2 separate regions of the Homo sapiens genome follow, and region 1 is linked to region 2. A link is a loop called in an ENCODE intact Hi-C map of the cell type or tissue named here. Cell type or tissue: HepG2. All regions are shown on one strand. Each heading gives the region's core, and the rest is flanking DNA. Links, peaks and the distances in the headings are about the cores only.

Region 1 (8,344 bases), core at 106-8,105, 910 kb before region 2:
TAGAGAAGAAGAAAATATGGTAAAGTGGAAGAAGATACACTCTGAAAATCTGGCTGCAAATTTGAGTTGGGTTGTTTACATTCTATATGACCTTGGGCAAATTACTTAAACTCTCAGAGTCTCATTTTTCGTTTTTAAAAAATAGAAAATTGTGAAGACGAAGTTAAAAAGATATATCTAAATTTCCAGACACATAATAAGTATTATGTATTGTGTATTCAAAGAGAGCCAACAGCCTTTGAAAAGACTATAATGGTGAGAAAATTATGACAGTGAAAGAGATCTAATCTAACTGACTCCATCTTGCCTATAACCTCCAAGCTGCCTTTGTTCATTCTTGGGCATAGGCCAAACTAACTCTGGGAGGAATTTAGTTTATAATTTAACTTTGGAGCAAAGGTGATAACAGCGCTTCCCTAAACAAATTGCCTTCTTGCTGGGGGGACCAGACTGCCTTCATAAAGCTAACAAATGAGACACAAGATTAGAAATTATGACTCAGAAGTCATGCAGCTAGAGGCTACAACCTCCCCAGTTGTTCCTATGAATAACATAACTACTGCAAAACCGAACATTGGTGTTCAAGATATTTTTTTAGACCCTATGTTCTGATAGATCAGCTGGTACAACCCAGACTGGTAAACTGGCTCATCTGATCTTGTGGCCTCCACCCAGGAACTGACTCAGCACAAGAGGACCCAACTAATCAACATTCCCCATTTCCTAGTTCCTGCCTGCCAAAGTATCTGTAAAAAACCCTAGCATCTGAATTTGAGGGGAGGCTGATTTGAGTAATAAGAAAATTCTGCTCTCCCATTTAGCTGGCTCTACGTGTATTAAACTCTTTCTCTATTGCAATTCCCTTGTCTTGATAAATCAACTTTATCTGGGAAGCAGGCAAGAAAAACCCACATCTTTTTTATAAAAACAAGTCAAAATGTTTTATCTGCTCTTCCATTATGAGGTCATTTGTGAATTTCATTTAACTCTAACATTTAGCCTTTTACCTTTAGTACAACAGACAGAACTGGTGGGTTGAATACTGTTTAGGTTAATACTCAATGTCTCTGAACTTGAGCCAAGTTTATAAATTTACTCAAGAAAACAAGAAGCTACATTCACCAGCCACTGCCTGATGATTAGAGAGGCTCCACAGTGGTGTTGGCTTCTCCCTCATATGTTGGCCTGCCATGGCCATCGGCCCTGTACAGAACTCCTCCCAGTCAAAAGTCAGTCAGTTTTTCCAAAATTGGTGTCTGATGATGACTGTCATCTACAGGCTGGCAAAAAAAGTGGTTAGCTTGTCGACTCCAAGAGCAGATTTATCTATTTATATTACATATTCATGACTGCAAATCAGTACTTACATTAATAATGCAAAGTACTCTGATTAACGTTTATATTAACCATAACTACTTGTGAGGTTTCTTCTGGGTTGGGAGAGTTTTGTTGTTAGATTTCTTCAGCAGGTGCTATGTTTGCAATACGCTGAGTTGTTAACGACTAATTATTTTATCTTTCCTGATCGATAAATAATATATTTAAGATATATTTATGCTTTCTGCTTTGCTTTATGCTATTCTGCTCTGTATTCCTATTTAGTGTACCACTAAACATAGTACATATAGTACACATAGTACATATAGTGTACACATAGTACATATAGTGTATTACACATAGTACATGTAGTGTATTACACATAGTACATATAGTGTATTACACATAGTACATATAGTGTATTACACATAGTACATATAGTACATATAGTGTATTACACATAGTACAAATTGAGATGAATATATAGCATGAACAACATATTATATAGGTAATTCATTATAAAATTACTAGGTTAATTTATTCTTTCTATAAAAAATATAGATTAGTTTTTATTTTCTTTGACTTCTCAATTCTTCTTTTGTTTCCTTATTTTATTTTACTCAGATGTGATATCTCTCACTTCTACTTCTCTTAACCATTGCTTTGTTTCTGTGTTATATGGAAGAGTAATTGACTAAAGGATTCCAGAAAGGTCTGTTGCACTATTTTAAAAGATAAATGTATGTATTAGTCCATTTCACACTACTATAAAGAACTATGCAAGACTGAGTAATTTATAAAGAAAAGGGGCTTAATTAACTCATAGTTCCACATGACTGGGGAGGCCTCAGGAAATATACAATCTTGGTGGAAGGAGAAGGGGAAGCAAGGCACGTCTTACATGGTGTCACGAGAGAGAGAGCACGCAGGGGAAACTGCCACTTTTAAACCATCAGATCTCATGAAAACTCCATCACTATCACAAGAACAGCATGGGGAAACTGCCCCCATTATCCAATCACCTCCCACCAGGTTCCTCCCTCGACATGTGGGGATTACAAGTTAAGATGAGATTTGGATGGGGACACAGAGCCAAACCATATCATTCTGCCCCTGTTCCCCTGACCAAATCTCATGTCCTCACATTTCAAAACCAATCATGCCTTCCCAAAAGTCTCCCATGTCTTAGTTCATTCTAGCATTAACTCGAAAGTCCAAGTCCAAAGTCTCATCTGAGACAAGGCAAGCCCCTTTCACCTATAATCCTATAAAATCAAAAGCAAGTTAGTTACTTGTAAGACACAATGGGGATACAGGCATTGGGTAAATGTTCCCATTCCAAATGGGATAAATTGGTCAAAACAAAGAGGCCACAGGCCCCACGCTAGTCTGAAACCCAACTCTGCACTAATTAAATCTTAAAGCTCCAAAATCTCCTTTGACTCCATATTTCATATTCAGGGCACACTGGTGCAAGGGGTGAGCTCCCATGGCCTTGAGTGGCTCTGCAGGGTACAGCTCCTGTGCCTGCTTTCACAGGCTGGTGTTGAGTGCCTGTGGTTTTTCCAGATGCACAATGCAAGCTGTCAGTGGATCTACCATTCTGGGGTCTAGAGGACAGTGGCCTTCTTCTCACACCTCCACTAGACAGTGCCCCAGTGGGGACCCTGTGTGAGGGTTCCAATCCCATGTTTCCCCTCTGCATTGTATTAGTAGAGGTTCTCTATGAGGCCTCCACCACTGCAACGGACTTATGCATGGACATCCAGGTGTTTTCATGCATCTTCTGAAATCTAGGTGGAGGTTCCCAAACCTCAACTCTTGTCTTCTGTGCACTCAAAGGCCCAACATCACATGGAAGCCACCAAGGCTTGGGACCTGCACACTCTGAAGCAATGGCCCAAGCTGTACATGGCTGGAGCAGCTGACATGCAGGGTGCCATGTCCCAAGGCTGCACAGAGCAGGGGGACCCTGAGCCCAGTTCACATGAAACCATTTTTCCTTCCTAGGCCTCCAGGCCTATGATGGAAGGGGCTGCTGTGAAGATCTTTCACATGCCCTGGAGATATTTTCCTCATTGTCTTGGCTCTTAACATTCAACTCCTTGTTACTTATGCAAATGTCTTCAGCCAGCTTGAATTCCTTCCCAGAAAATGGGTTTTTCTTAGCTGCCTCTTGGTCAGGCTGCAAATTTTTCAAACCTTTATGCTCTGCTTCCCTTTTAAACATAAGAAGTTCCAATTTCAAACCATCTCTTTGTGAACTCGCATGACTGAACACTTTCAGAATCAACCAGGCCACATCTTGAATGCTTTGCTGTTTGGAAGTTTCTTCTGCCAGATACCCTAAATCATCTCTCTCAAGTTCAAAGTTCCACAGATCTCCAGGGCAGGGGCAAAATGCCACCTGTCTCTTTGCTAAAAAAAAAGCATGTGTGACCTGTGCTCCAGTTCCCAATAAGTTTGCCATCTCCATCTGAGACCACCTCAGCCTTGGCTTTATTATCCATATCACTATCAACATTTTGGTTAAAACCATTCAACAAGTCTCAAGGAAGTTCCAGACTTTCTCACATCTTCCTGTCTTCTTCTGGCCCCTCCAAACTGTTCCAATCTCTCCCCATTACCCAGTTCCAAAGTTGCTTCCACATTTTCAAATATCTTTATAGCATTACCCCACTCTTGGTACCAATTCTCTGTATTCATCCATTTTCACACTGATATAAAGAACTACCCAAGATAAAGAAAAGAGGTTTAATTGACTCACAGTTCTTTCTGGCTGGTGTGGCCTGAGGAAACTACAATCCTGGTGGAAGGGAAGCAAAACATGTCTTACATGGTGTCAGGAGAGACAGAGCACGCAGGGGAAACCCACTTTTAAACCATGAGATCTTGTGAGAACGCTCTCACAATCATGAGAACAGCATAGGGGAAACTGCCCCCATGATCCAATCACCTCCCACCAGATCTTCCCACATCATGGGATTACAATTAGAGACGAGATTTGGGTAGGGACACAGAGCCTAACTATATCATTCTGCCCCCGTGCCCTCCCAAATCTCATGTCCTTTTCACATTTCAAAACCAATCATGCCTTCCCAGCAGTCCCCCCAATGTCTTAACATATTCCATCATTAACTGAAAAGTCCAAATCCATAAGTAAAGTCATGTGAACTAAAAGTCTACAGTTTTTATTTTTCTGATAAAATATTTTATTTAAACTCATTATTTTTAAACCAATTAATCAATATACTATCATCTTTAGTAAAGGATGCACCTTGAGAAAATATTAGAGGATGTGTTACATTCGTTACAAATTTCTCATTGTTGATTAAAATGTCAGCATTGCTCTCATTATGAAATTTGGGAAAGAAAGGGAACATTTTTTAACCCAAACTAAGTAACTAATAGTCAGTTTTAAAAGCTTAGTTATTTGGATTATTTCATTACTCAAAAACTGGCTCACTGACGATTCAGGACTTTTTGCTCTTACCACTTACATTTTAGTCATTACCCCACATGTCCACTAGATGGTGTGTAAGGACAGAAAAAAATAAATTAAAAAATCAAAGAACTTAGAGGGAGATGACCACAGTGTTTAAGTGAAGAGCTGAGAATTTTCTTTGGATTTTATCCCTAGTAATTCCAGTTACTCTAAAACAAGTGAGAAAGATCCATACTAAAGAAAACCTTTTTAATGTCATCCTGGCCAACATGGTGAAACCCCGTCTCTGCTAAAAACACACAAATTAGCTGTAGTCCTAGCTACTAAGGATGAGGCGGTAGAATCTGAACCCGGGAGGCGGAGGTTTCAGTGAGCCGAGATCGCGACACTGCACTCCAGCCTGGCGACAGAGCGAGACTCCGTCTCAAAAAAAAAAAGAAGAAAGAAAAAAAATTTATTTATGGCATTTGCCTACCAAAATTACTTTTTGAAAAGGTTTTCAAGTCATTGAACATAAATGTCTTTTCGGTCAGAGGCGTGCATAGAAATAGAGATGGGAAGGCAAAAGGAAGCAATACTAGCAACCACTGAAAAAACTCTTGTGGGCAGACAGGGAAGAAAATGTGGGCTGCTGTTTTGACTAGCAGCCATCTACAGAGGAATGTTACTGCTCTTTGAGAAATAGTCCCTCCTAGGTCATGGCTCATTGATGGCTGTGTCTGCCTAAAATGACAGAACTGTAAGGAACAGCTAGCTGTCAGTCATTCTACTCTTTGGAACTACCAGGATTCAGCTTCCACAAAATAGAGGTAGAAACAATGTAGGTGGTATTTGCTTGATATATTTATGCTGCTATGCTTTTGGATCCACATGTCACCTAACAAGAATTTTACTGACCTAATTGAGTTGACTCTGTAATTGATTTTTGCAAAACTCCCCCAAAAAGTAAAACAAACAAACCAAAATGTAGTATTTTATTTTCTTAGTTCTCCTGGGAATTCTAGAAACTTGTTTTTGCAGGAGTGGCATCTCCATATGCCCATACGGAATTTGTTCACCAAAGAAAGTTAAGGTTGACTATTGATATGTATTTGCATAGTACTTTACAAATGAGTGGAGGCGAAAAGGGAAGATACAAACACTTTGGTGCTGTACTAACTGGGTACTAAGGTCACTGAAATTACTCAGCCTCAGGAATCTAAGGAGCTCATTATGAATAACAAAAGAAACTTCTATCACTCAGAAAATTCCAAGGGTTTTAGGAGTTTTGTGCCTGGAACCAGATTGCCAAACATATTTCTTATTCTAACACAGCCATATTAAACTAGAATTTTTCAGTGTATCAGAGATTTATCAACAGAGAACAAAACTGAGCTTACATTGTCAGCCGTGGTGGTAATCTCATTTCAAAGCTATGTATACTTTTGAATGATATAGATATGAATATAGCAAAATTCTGATTTACAAGAATCTCAATACATTTGCTCAGAGCTGTGCTAGGCTGTAATAGTTCTTTTTCACAACTACCATTGTAGGTGAATGCCAGATATATGACAGTCACCTTCATACTAGTAAGTTTTCTCTATGAAAAAATTTCAAAGAATTTTGTGTCAGTAAAGGGTTGTGACTTGAGAAATAAAAATAAAATTCTAAGCCCCCACAACTGACTGAATGGATTTCCTCTTGACAAAGGGAACCACAGAGAAAACCTGCATTCACAACCATAATGGGACGGGAGATCAGTCATGCCTCATCATAACCCTTCCCTTGCTAACTGTCATTAGGTTTTCTTCCCTAAGTAGTCCCAATAAACTTGGTAGTCCCAAAAGTGGGATCTTTCCTTGTTTGGTATTGCAGAGCCAATACACAAAACCAAACATGAGCATCGAGTGGAGCAAAGAAAGGAGAAACAGGAACATGGCTCACAGATCAACTTCTCACCTAGTGAGAGGTGAGGAGTTAAAATGTAGAGTCTCTTTAAGGAAAGGCTTGGACATTAAAAGGGAGGGGAGGAATATTCATATCCTTTCTGGAAATGGGCAGTGATATCAGAACCAGAGTCCAACCTTGTTCTTGTTCTTTTATGGTTTCTTCTGGTCATTGTCATGGCGACTGTTAACTATCATGACCCGGCTGGAAGTGTCACTTAGCATGAAAATTGGATTATAATGAAGTCTGAGATATATTTACGGCCACTCAGTCAGCCATCTTGATTCTAACTGGTTTTTGACCAATTCTCCTGAGGAGGAACTTCTGTCTGCATGCCTTCCTGTTTCTAAAAATAAGGAAAGTTACAGTGAGGTAGAAGTTCAGCTATGTCACACAGGCATTATACTAGGTAATAAATTAACTAAACAGAAATCAGCCTCTTCAAAAGACTGCTAAATTGTCTTCCATGTATAGAACAAAGGTAAGATGAGATTAATAATTCCTTCACCTTCCCCTGAGACATCTGCTCCCTCTATTCTCTTTTTTCCTCAAATGTTCACCTATCTTATGTAAACTGTTCATTTACTGGGCACTAAATAATGTCTCACAAGTATGTAATCATTTGTCTCACTGCCACTGTCACGCGCATCCGTGTGAAGACACCACTAAACAGGCTTTGTGCGAGCAACAAGGCTGTTTATTTCACCTGGGTGCAGGTGGGCTGAGTCCGAAAAAGGAGTCAGTGAAGGGAGATAGGGCTGGGGCCGTTTTACAGGATTTGGGTAGGTAGTGGAAAATTACAGTCAAAGGGGGTTGTTCTCTGGTGGGCAGAGGCGGGGGTCACAAGGTGCTCAGTGGGGGAGCTTCTGAGCCAGGAGAAGGAATTTCACAAGGTAATGTCATCAGCTAAGGCAGGAACCGGCCATTTTCACTACTTTTGTGATTCTTCAGTTACTTCAGGCCATCTGGATGTATACGTGCGGGCTTGGGCTCAGAGGCCTGACAGCCACCACCCCTCCTTTTTTGAAGGAAAATTCATAAATACTAAACCTCCCAAGAACTTCTTTGGAAACAATTGATTTCTGTCAAATGTACTTTTCAGGTCATGTTTAACAGAGTAATCCACCAGCAAATGATTATTTAAAAAGCAGAATCCAATTCCTGCCCCCCAGACCAATGTATTTGAGTCTGGGAATGGTGCTCAAGACATTGTATTTTTGACAGAATTATCAAATTCTGATAAATTTTACAAATATCACAGTTTGGAAACAATTTCTCTCTTTTCTTTCTCTCTCTCTTTTTTTTTTTTTTTTTTGAGACAGGGTCTTGTTTTGTTGCCCAGGATGATGTGTAGTGGCATAATCATTGCATAGCTTACTGCAGCCTCCACCTTCTGGACTCAAGCAATTCTTCTGTCTCAGCCTCCTGAGTAGCTGGGACTGCAGGCGTGTGCTACCATGCCCACCAATTTTTTTTTTTTTGAGATGGAGTCTCACTTTGTTGCCCAGGCTGGAGTGCAGTGGCGCGATCTCGGCTCACTGCAACCTCCACCTCCTGGGTTCAAGCGATTCTCCTGCCTCAGCCACCCGAGTAGCTGGGACTACATGCGCCCGCCACCACGCCCGGCTAAATTTTTTTGTATTTTTAGTAGAG
Region 2 (8,344 bases), core at 47-8,046:
ACGGCCATTTTTTTTTTAACTTTCTGCAGAAAGAGTAAACGCACCAGCAGTTTTGCCACAAGATTACACTGAACAAAGGAGACAGGGTCATTTATAACTTGATGCGTCCATCTTACTGCTGTGTCCAATTTCTATTGGCAGGAATAGGACCTCACATTCTGTATTTGTCCTGATTGGCTAACAACTTAGAACTTTAGTCAAAGGAGAACAAAGGAAGAAGGATGTAATTTGTTGAATGTTGAGAAAGGTTAAAAATATCTTCAAATAACTCTCAACAAACTAGGTATTGATGAGATGTATCTCAAAATAATAGCTATTTATGACAAACCCAAAGCCAATATCGTACTGAATGGGAAAAAACTGGAAGCATTCCCTTTGAAAACTGGCACAAGACAGGGATGCCCTCTCTCACCACTCCTATTCAACATTGTGTTGGAAGTTCTGGCCAGGGCAATCAGGCAGGAGGAATAAATAAAGGGTATTCTATTAAGAAAACAGGAAGTCAAATTGTCCCTTTTGCAGATGACATGATTGCAAAGTTAGAAAACCACATCATTTCAGCTCAGAATCTCCTTAAGCTGATAAACAACTTCAGCAAAGTCTCAAGATACAAAATCAATGGCAAAAATCACAAGCATTCATATACACAAAGAACAGACAAACAGAGAGTCAAATCATGAGTGAACTCCCATTCACAATTGCTTCAAAGAGAATAAAATACCTAGGAATCCAACTTACAAGGGATGTGAAGGACCTCTTCAAGGAGAACTACAAACCACTGCTCAATGAAATAAAAGAGGACACAAATGGAAGAACAGTCCGTGCTCATGAATATGAAGAATCAATATTGTGAAAATGGCCATACTGTCCAAAGTAATTTACAGATTCAATGCCATCCCCATCAAGCTACCAATGACTTTCTTCACAGAATTGGAAAAAACTACTTTAAAGTTCACATGGAAGCAAAAAAGAGCCGGCATTGCCAAGACAATCCTAAGCCAAAAGAACAAAGCTGGAGGCATCACACTGCCTGACTTCAAACTATACTACAAGGCTACTGTAGTAACCAAAACAACATGGTACTGGTACCAAAACAGAGATAAAGACCAGTAGAACAGAACAAAACCCCAGAAGTAATACCACATATCTACAACCATCTGATCTTTGGCAAGCCTGACAAAAACAAGAAATGGGGAAAGGATTCCCTATTTAATAAATGGTGCTGGGAAAACTGGCTAGCCATATGTAGAAAGCTGAAACAGGATCCCTTCCTTACATCTCATACAAAAATTAACTCAAGGTGGATTAAAGACTTAAATGTTAGAACTAAAACCATCAAAACCCTAGAAGAAAACCTAGGCAATACCAATAAGGACATAGGCATGGGCAAGGACTTCATGACTAAAACACCAAAAGCAATGGCAACAAAAGCCAACATTGACAAATGGGATCTAATTAAACTAAACAGCTTCTGTGCAGCAAAAGAAACTACCATCAGAGTGAACAGGCAACTGACAGAATGGGAGAAAATTTTCACAATCTACCCATCTGCCAAAGGGCTAGTATCCAGAATCTCCAAAGAACTTAAACAAATTTACAAGAAGAAATCAAACCACCCCATCAAAAAGTGGGCAGAGGACACTTGAACAGACACTTCTCAAAAGAAGACATTTATGCAGCCAACAGACACATGAAAAAATGTTCATCATCACTGGCCATCAGAGAAATGCAAATCAAAAACCACAATGAGATACCATCTCACAACAGTTAGAAAGGCAATCATTAAAGTCAGGAAACAACAGGTGCTGGAGAGGATGTGGAGAAATAGGAATGCTTTCACACTATTGGTGGGACTGTAAACTAGTTCAACCATTGTGGAAGACAGTGTGGCAATTCCTCAGGGATCTACAACTAGAAATACCATTTTACCCAGCCATCCCATTACTGGGTATATACCCAAAGGATTATAAATCATGCTGCTTTAAAGACACATGCAAACTTATGTTTATTGTGGCACTATTCACAATAGCAAAGACTTGGAACCAACTCAAATGTTCATCAATGATAGAGTGGGTTAAGAAAATGTGGCACATATACACCATGTAATACTATGCAGCCATAAAAAAATGAGTTCATGTCATTTGCAGGGACATGGATGAAGCTGGAAAACACCATTCTGAGCAAACTATCGCAAGAACAGAAAACCGAACAATTCATGTTCTCACACATAGGTGGGAATTGAACAAGGAGAACACTTGGACACAGGGACCATCACACACTGGAGCCTGTAGTTAGTGGAGTGGGGGGAGGGGGGAGTGGTAGCATTAAGAGATATACCTAATGTAAATGTGGAGTTAATGGGTGCAGCTAACAGGTGCAGCACACCAACATGGTACATATATACATATGTAACAAACCTGCACGTTGTGCACATGTACCCTAGAACTTAAAGTATAATAAAAAAATTAAAAAACAAAATAAAAATATAAAAATATAAAAGAAAAAAGTAAATGACCTATCCCTCACCCCCCCAAAAAAAATACCTTCAAATAAGGAAGAGGAACAGACTATATCCTAATGCTTGCTTTGACCAGTATAAGCATGCCAGAGTAAATATTTAGGCTCCATTGTAGGAGCTAAGAACATAAAGTACATAGATTTCTTTATTATGGCTAGCAGATATTTAAAAATGTCAGCACTGGTCTTTGAATAAATTTTGCTTCTAAGAGAACTTACTATTTATTCTTAATTAGATGGGGAGGAAAGTCTTTGAAGAGGAACTTCTACTTTAGTTTTTACAGTGAAGCAGCCTAGGGTCACTGGAGCAGTCTTGTTGTTTGAAGTATCACCAGGAGTTCTTTGTCTCAAGACCCAAAAAATTAAGGATCATGAACACCAACGGTAATGTTGGAAGAGAAGTTTAATAAGCGAAAGAGAAAAGCTGTCTACTATGAAGAGGAAGCATTCACAGTTGAATGCAGACTTTTCTATACAAAAATAAAAGCTAATGAGGCAGAGTGTTTCGTGTGCATAAGGCATGAAAAACCGGTTAGGAATGGATGTCTTATTTGCATACATACAAATTCTTGTTAGCTCCACCTCTTCCCTCTAGTGTGCATGCAGGTCCTTAGCCTGAGTTACTGCATGTTGTTTTATTTTGCTTACTGACTCTGTGTCACTGCGGACGTGTGTGGTTCTGTGTAACTTTCCTTATCTATACAGCTACAGGTCTGTCTTAGGAAAGCACCCTGTGCAAGTTCCTTTATCTGAGTATGTCAGAAAAGAAAAGGAATGTGCTCACTGAAGACCATCGTGAATAGACAGAGCTCACTGGTTGCACAGAAGACAAAGGCTTTGGACTTTTCTTCCTTACCTGCGCTTGCAGCTTGATTTCCTCCAGACTGTTATTTTTGGGGGAGGGCTTCTACCAAGAACCTTGTCCTAACTATTTGCCTAACTGGTTCCTTATTTTCTGTTCTCATTAGTTCTCTCTCCAGACGTCTATCACCTCCATGAGGTCTCAAAACACTGAGTGATCAGCTCTTACATACATTTGCTAGATGAGCTTTTTAAACTCATTGTGTTGGGGGAGTTCTCTGTTTGGCCACTATACATCGTGAAGGTTTAACACCCCAGACATTCCAAATAGGCCCCTTTCGCTTGGAGAAGCAAAATGTCCTTTCTCCTCAGTGCTGAGGAGCTCAGTCTCTCATCTCTCACTGATCTACAAAAATAATAGTTCGGCTCCTCATGCAAATGTGCAGACAAGCCATTTGAGCTTATCTTTGGGAGAAAAGGCAATGGAGAGGACCCTTTAGAATGTACTCCTGAACTATAATTAGGATTCTAAAAGACAACTTCCCAGGAGAAAAAAAAAATTCAGAAAAAAACAAGGACTATCAACCAAAGGGAGGTCCAGGGCTCAAGAAGACTTACCAGTCCCACCGAAGAAGAAGCTCAAAATTGGAGAGGCTTTCAGTGGACCTCTGTTGCTACCTTAGCTTCAAGTTCAGGCATGTTTTATGGTGTCCTGAGTTTTCTCTGAGGCCCCACATATTCAAATGTCAAGTTGTTATTGATGAAAAGAGTCAAACATTTTAAAATATTTAAAGAGTTTTATTCTGAGCCAAATATGAGTCAATGATGGCCTGTGACATAACACTCAGGAGATCCTAAGAATATTTCCCCATGGCGCTCAGGCTACAGCTTAGTTTTATGCAATTTAGAGAGACATTAGTCATCAATCAATACAGGTAAGTTATACATTGACATGGTCTGAATAGGCAGGACAACTGGGAGCAGGGGCTTCCAGGTCATAGGCTAATTCAAGGATTTTCTATTGGCAATTGGTTGAGTTATATTGTTGTCTAAAGATATAGAATTAATAGACAAGAATGTCTAGGTTAAGATAAGGGGCTGTGAATACCAAGGTTTTATCATGCAGATAAAGCGGTCAGGCAACAGGCTTGAGAGAATATAGATTGTAAATGTTTCTTATCAAACGTAATGAGTCTGTTCTATTGTCTTTAAGGTCTGTGTTGATGTTAGTGCTTGTAAGATTTTCCTGAGTTCAAAAAGCGAGGAGGGTATAATGAGGCATGTCCTATCCCACCACCCCACTTCCCATCATTGTCTGAACCAGTTTTTCAGATTAAGTTTGAAATGCTCTTTGCTGAGAGTAAGGGTCCATTTAGGTGGTTGAGGATGCTTAAAATTTTATTTTTGGTTTACATCTACATAGAGTTGTTGAATAATTAGAACATAATGATAATATTTTACCTAATGTCATTATTAGCCTTCTGCTTATTAACACAGAAACCAAAACCATGTCTTTTCTCCTATACATTTTTTCCCGTCTCAGATATTATCAGTAAATACAAATTTCAAATTAATTTCTCACATTTACTATTAACAATTTATGTTTTATTCCATAAGGTTGACATGTCTCAGTAACTAATATACAATTTTTATCATTTTCCCTGTTTCTAAACTCTTATCTTTACATATCACTCTATGTTGAGATGCAAGAATTTCTTGCTAAGGAAAAGCTCGATCTTGTGACTGTCCTTTAAAACTTGAGTAAGTAATTATTTGCCTATAAATTATCATTCAGACTAATAATTGTTTATTTAAAACTAATTTCTCCTATTTCAAACTAACTTTGTTCTGTAACGTCCTGCCCTGAACTTTCTCTGTGATCACTACTCACTGGAATGACTTTTAAATATCCTATACTTTCGTCATGCTTGTATTGATTGTGAAATGCTTCCTTTGGCAACAATAAATCCTAATGAAGCTTTCATCTCACCTCCTAAGTCAAATGTCTTACTAAAGCTTTTATTAATTATCAGATATTAAAGCAATTGTGCATTTTTCTCCTCTGAAATACTGAACACTTTGCACTTAGTATATAGAATTAATGAAAATAGTTACCCAAAGTCTCCAAGTGTATTCCCAGTAATTCTTTGTATTGTCCTTGTGAGCAAAGGATGTGAAACATGAGTTCTTCTAAACCATCTGACACCTTGGATTTAGTGTGGAATGAATGTAAATGTGGTTGTGTGCATATGTTTCTGCACATGAATTATTAAATCTAAAGAATTTTAAAAAATTTCTTTATCATCAATCCAGATAATAAAAGTATCTTTATGTGTTTTATTTCTAAGCTCTAGAAGGTTGGAACAAATTTTCCCTGATACATTGCAACATTGCATTTCTTTTTGATATCTTCAATAAATGTGAAGCTGGCAACCAACCAATGAACTTTATTTACACTTAAAATATTAATTTTTAACTTCTGTGCTTATATTGTCATTTCAATTTCATGCTTAGTAACTACAAAGCTAGTGCAGATCAGTGTGTGAGGGAAATGTCATCATGAGGCCCGAGAAGTCAGCTTTGGTATTTCGGCTCCTGCAACTCTTCTGTGCTAGTTGTGAATTCTGTGAGAAGGTCCTGGTGTGGCCCTGTGACATGAGCCATTGGCTTAATGTCAAGGTCATTCTAGAGGAGATCATAGTGAGGGGCCATGAGGTAACAGTATTGACTCACTCAAAGTCTTTGTTAATTGACTACAGGAAGCCCTCTGCACTGAAATTTGAGGTGGTCCATATGCCACAGGATAAAACAGAAAAAAATGAAATATTTGTTGACCTAGCTCTGAATGTCTTGCCAGGCTTAACAACCTGGCAATCAGTTATAAAATTAAATGTTTTTTTGTTGAAATAAGAGGAACTTTAAAAATAATGTGTCAGAGCGTTATCTACAATCAAACACTTATGAAGAAGCTACAGGAAACCAACTACGATGTAACGCTTATAGACCCTGTGATTCCCCGTGGAGACCTGATGGCTGAGTTGCTTCCAGTCCCTTTTGTGCTCACACCTAGAACTTCTCTAAGAGGCAAGATGGAGCGAAGCTGTGGGAAACTTCCAGCTCCACTTTCCTATGTACCTGTGCCTATGACAGGACTAACAGACAGAATGACCTTTCAGGAAAGATTAAAAATCCAATGCTTTCAGTTTTCTTCCACTTCTGGATTCAGGATTATGACCATCATTTTTGGGAAGAGTGTTAGAGTAAGGCATCAGGTAAGAGATTCTTATTTTATTTTTAATTTAATTATCAAAATAAATTTTTTTTAAAGTTGCCATACATCGTCTATGACACATATATGCAGGTTAATGAGTTTTTATTATAGAAAATGTTATAGCTGTTCTTCATAAAGAAAGTAGATTTGTTCTAAGTGTAAGGTAACCTACTTCCTTAATACCAGTAATAAACTTACAAATGATCATCATTAACAAGGAGATTATATTTTGTATTTCCTCCAAATAGCCCAAATCTACATCGCATATTTTTGAGAATCATTGATTGTTATTTTGACTGTTATACCATTTCTATTGAAACAAGATGCTAATCATTCTTTTCTCTCTCATCAAAAATTTCAAAAAAAAATCTTCAGAAAGTCCTCTTTGAATTATTTTCACAGAGGTGGTTAAATTGAAACATTTTCTAGAATTCTCTAATTTCTTAGTTGATTACTTCACAAAAACTTGAAAAAATATTACAAAAAGTTAAATGACTTATGGTCTTGTGGCGCATGAGATACAATTTTTACTTTACTGATATATATCTATTTGACTTATTTTTATTTCTTTGCTTTACTGATAAAAATTGTTTTACTTTGCAGTTTTCATACACCGTTGTGATCAGAGCTGGTAAATGCAAGACATGATTTTAATCCAAAAATGTTTGAGAAATATGTAGAAACATGAACAAAGGAACAGTCATAATAGACACTAAATTATTGTTTAAAGTATTCCACTGAATTCTAATACATAGATTGTTTCACAGAACTAATATTCAGAGGATCCCACTTCAAATGTCCTTAGCCTTAGACATGTTTTGAAATTACATGTATTGATTTCCTCTAATTAATTTTGTATTCAGTAAGCTCTGCCTAGCTTAACATTTTATTTCCATAAGTTGTTATGCATAGGCATATTTCATTTTATTATCCTTTGCTTTATTGTGCATCACAGAAATTGCAATTTACAAATTAAAGTTTTTTTATTATACTTTAAGTTTTAGGGTACATGTGCAAAACGTGCAGGTTAGTTACATATGTATACATGTACCATGTTGGTGTGCTGCACCCATTAACTTTTCATTTAACATTAGGTATATCTCCTAATGCTATCTCACCCCTCTCCCCCACCCCACAACAGACACCGCTGTGTGATGTTCCCCTTCCTGTTTCCATGTGTTTTCACTGTTCAATTTCCACCTGTGAGTGAGAACATGCGGTGTTTGGTTTTTTGTCCTTGCAATAGTTTGCTGAGAATGATGGTTTCCAGCTTTATCCATGTCCCTACAAAGGACGTGAACTCATCATTTTTTATGGCTGCGTAGTATTCCATAGTGTATATGTGCCTCATTTTCTTAATCCAGTCTATCATTGTTGGACATTTGGTTTGGTTCCAAGTCTTTGCTGTTGTGAATAGTGCTGCAATAAACATACGTGTGCATGTGTCTTTATAGCAGCAGGATGTATAATCCTTTGGGTATATACCCAGTAATGGGATTGCTGGGTCAAATGGTATCTCTAGTTCTAGATCCCTGAGGAATCACCACACCGACTTCCACAATGGTTGAACTAGTTTACAGTCCCACCAACAGTGTAAAAGTGTTCCTATTTCTCCACATCCTCTCCAGCACCTGTTGTTTCCTGACTTTTTAATGAACGCCATTCTAACTGGTGTGAGATGGTATCTCATTGTGGTTTTGATTTGCATTCTCTGATTGCCAGTGATGATGAGCATTTTTTCATGTTTCTTTTGGC

Evidence for each region. A loop is a pair of places that touch in the nucleus more often than their neighbours do. Peaks named below come from ENCODE experiments on the same cell type or tissue, not always from the same donor. Only the 100,000 strongest peaks of a DNase experiment are listed, where the experiment ranks them.
Region 1: a loop joins it to region 2, with 8 times the contacts of the local background. A loop is called at or near these places in 15 of 110 quality-filtered maps.

What each region holds. Positions count from the first base shown.
Region 1 is chr4:68,267,130-68,275,473 of GRCh38, forward strand. No RefSeq gene overlaps it. Among named protein-coding and RNA genes, the nearest start is that of TMPRSS11B, 26 kb to the left of the region's middle. RefSeq lists enhancers at 4,891-5,466, 5,467-6,041. In HepG2, for the core only: a CTCF peak has its summit at 4,830; a DNase peak (open chromatin) is centred at 4,832.
Region 2 is chr4:69,175,783-69,184,126 of GRCh38, forward strand. LOC105377267 (a long non-coding RNA gene) reads left to right here and starts at 6,318. Exons shown (of 6, transcript NR_136191.1): 1 at 6,318-6,590. It also overlaps the pseudogene LOC642474. RefSeq lists a silencer at 3,476-3,676. In HepG2, for the core only: no CTCF peak of the experiment used is centred there; DNase peaks (open chromatin) are centred at 4,219 and 5,919.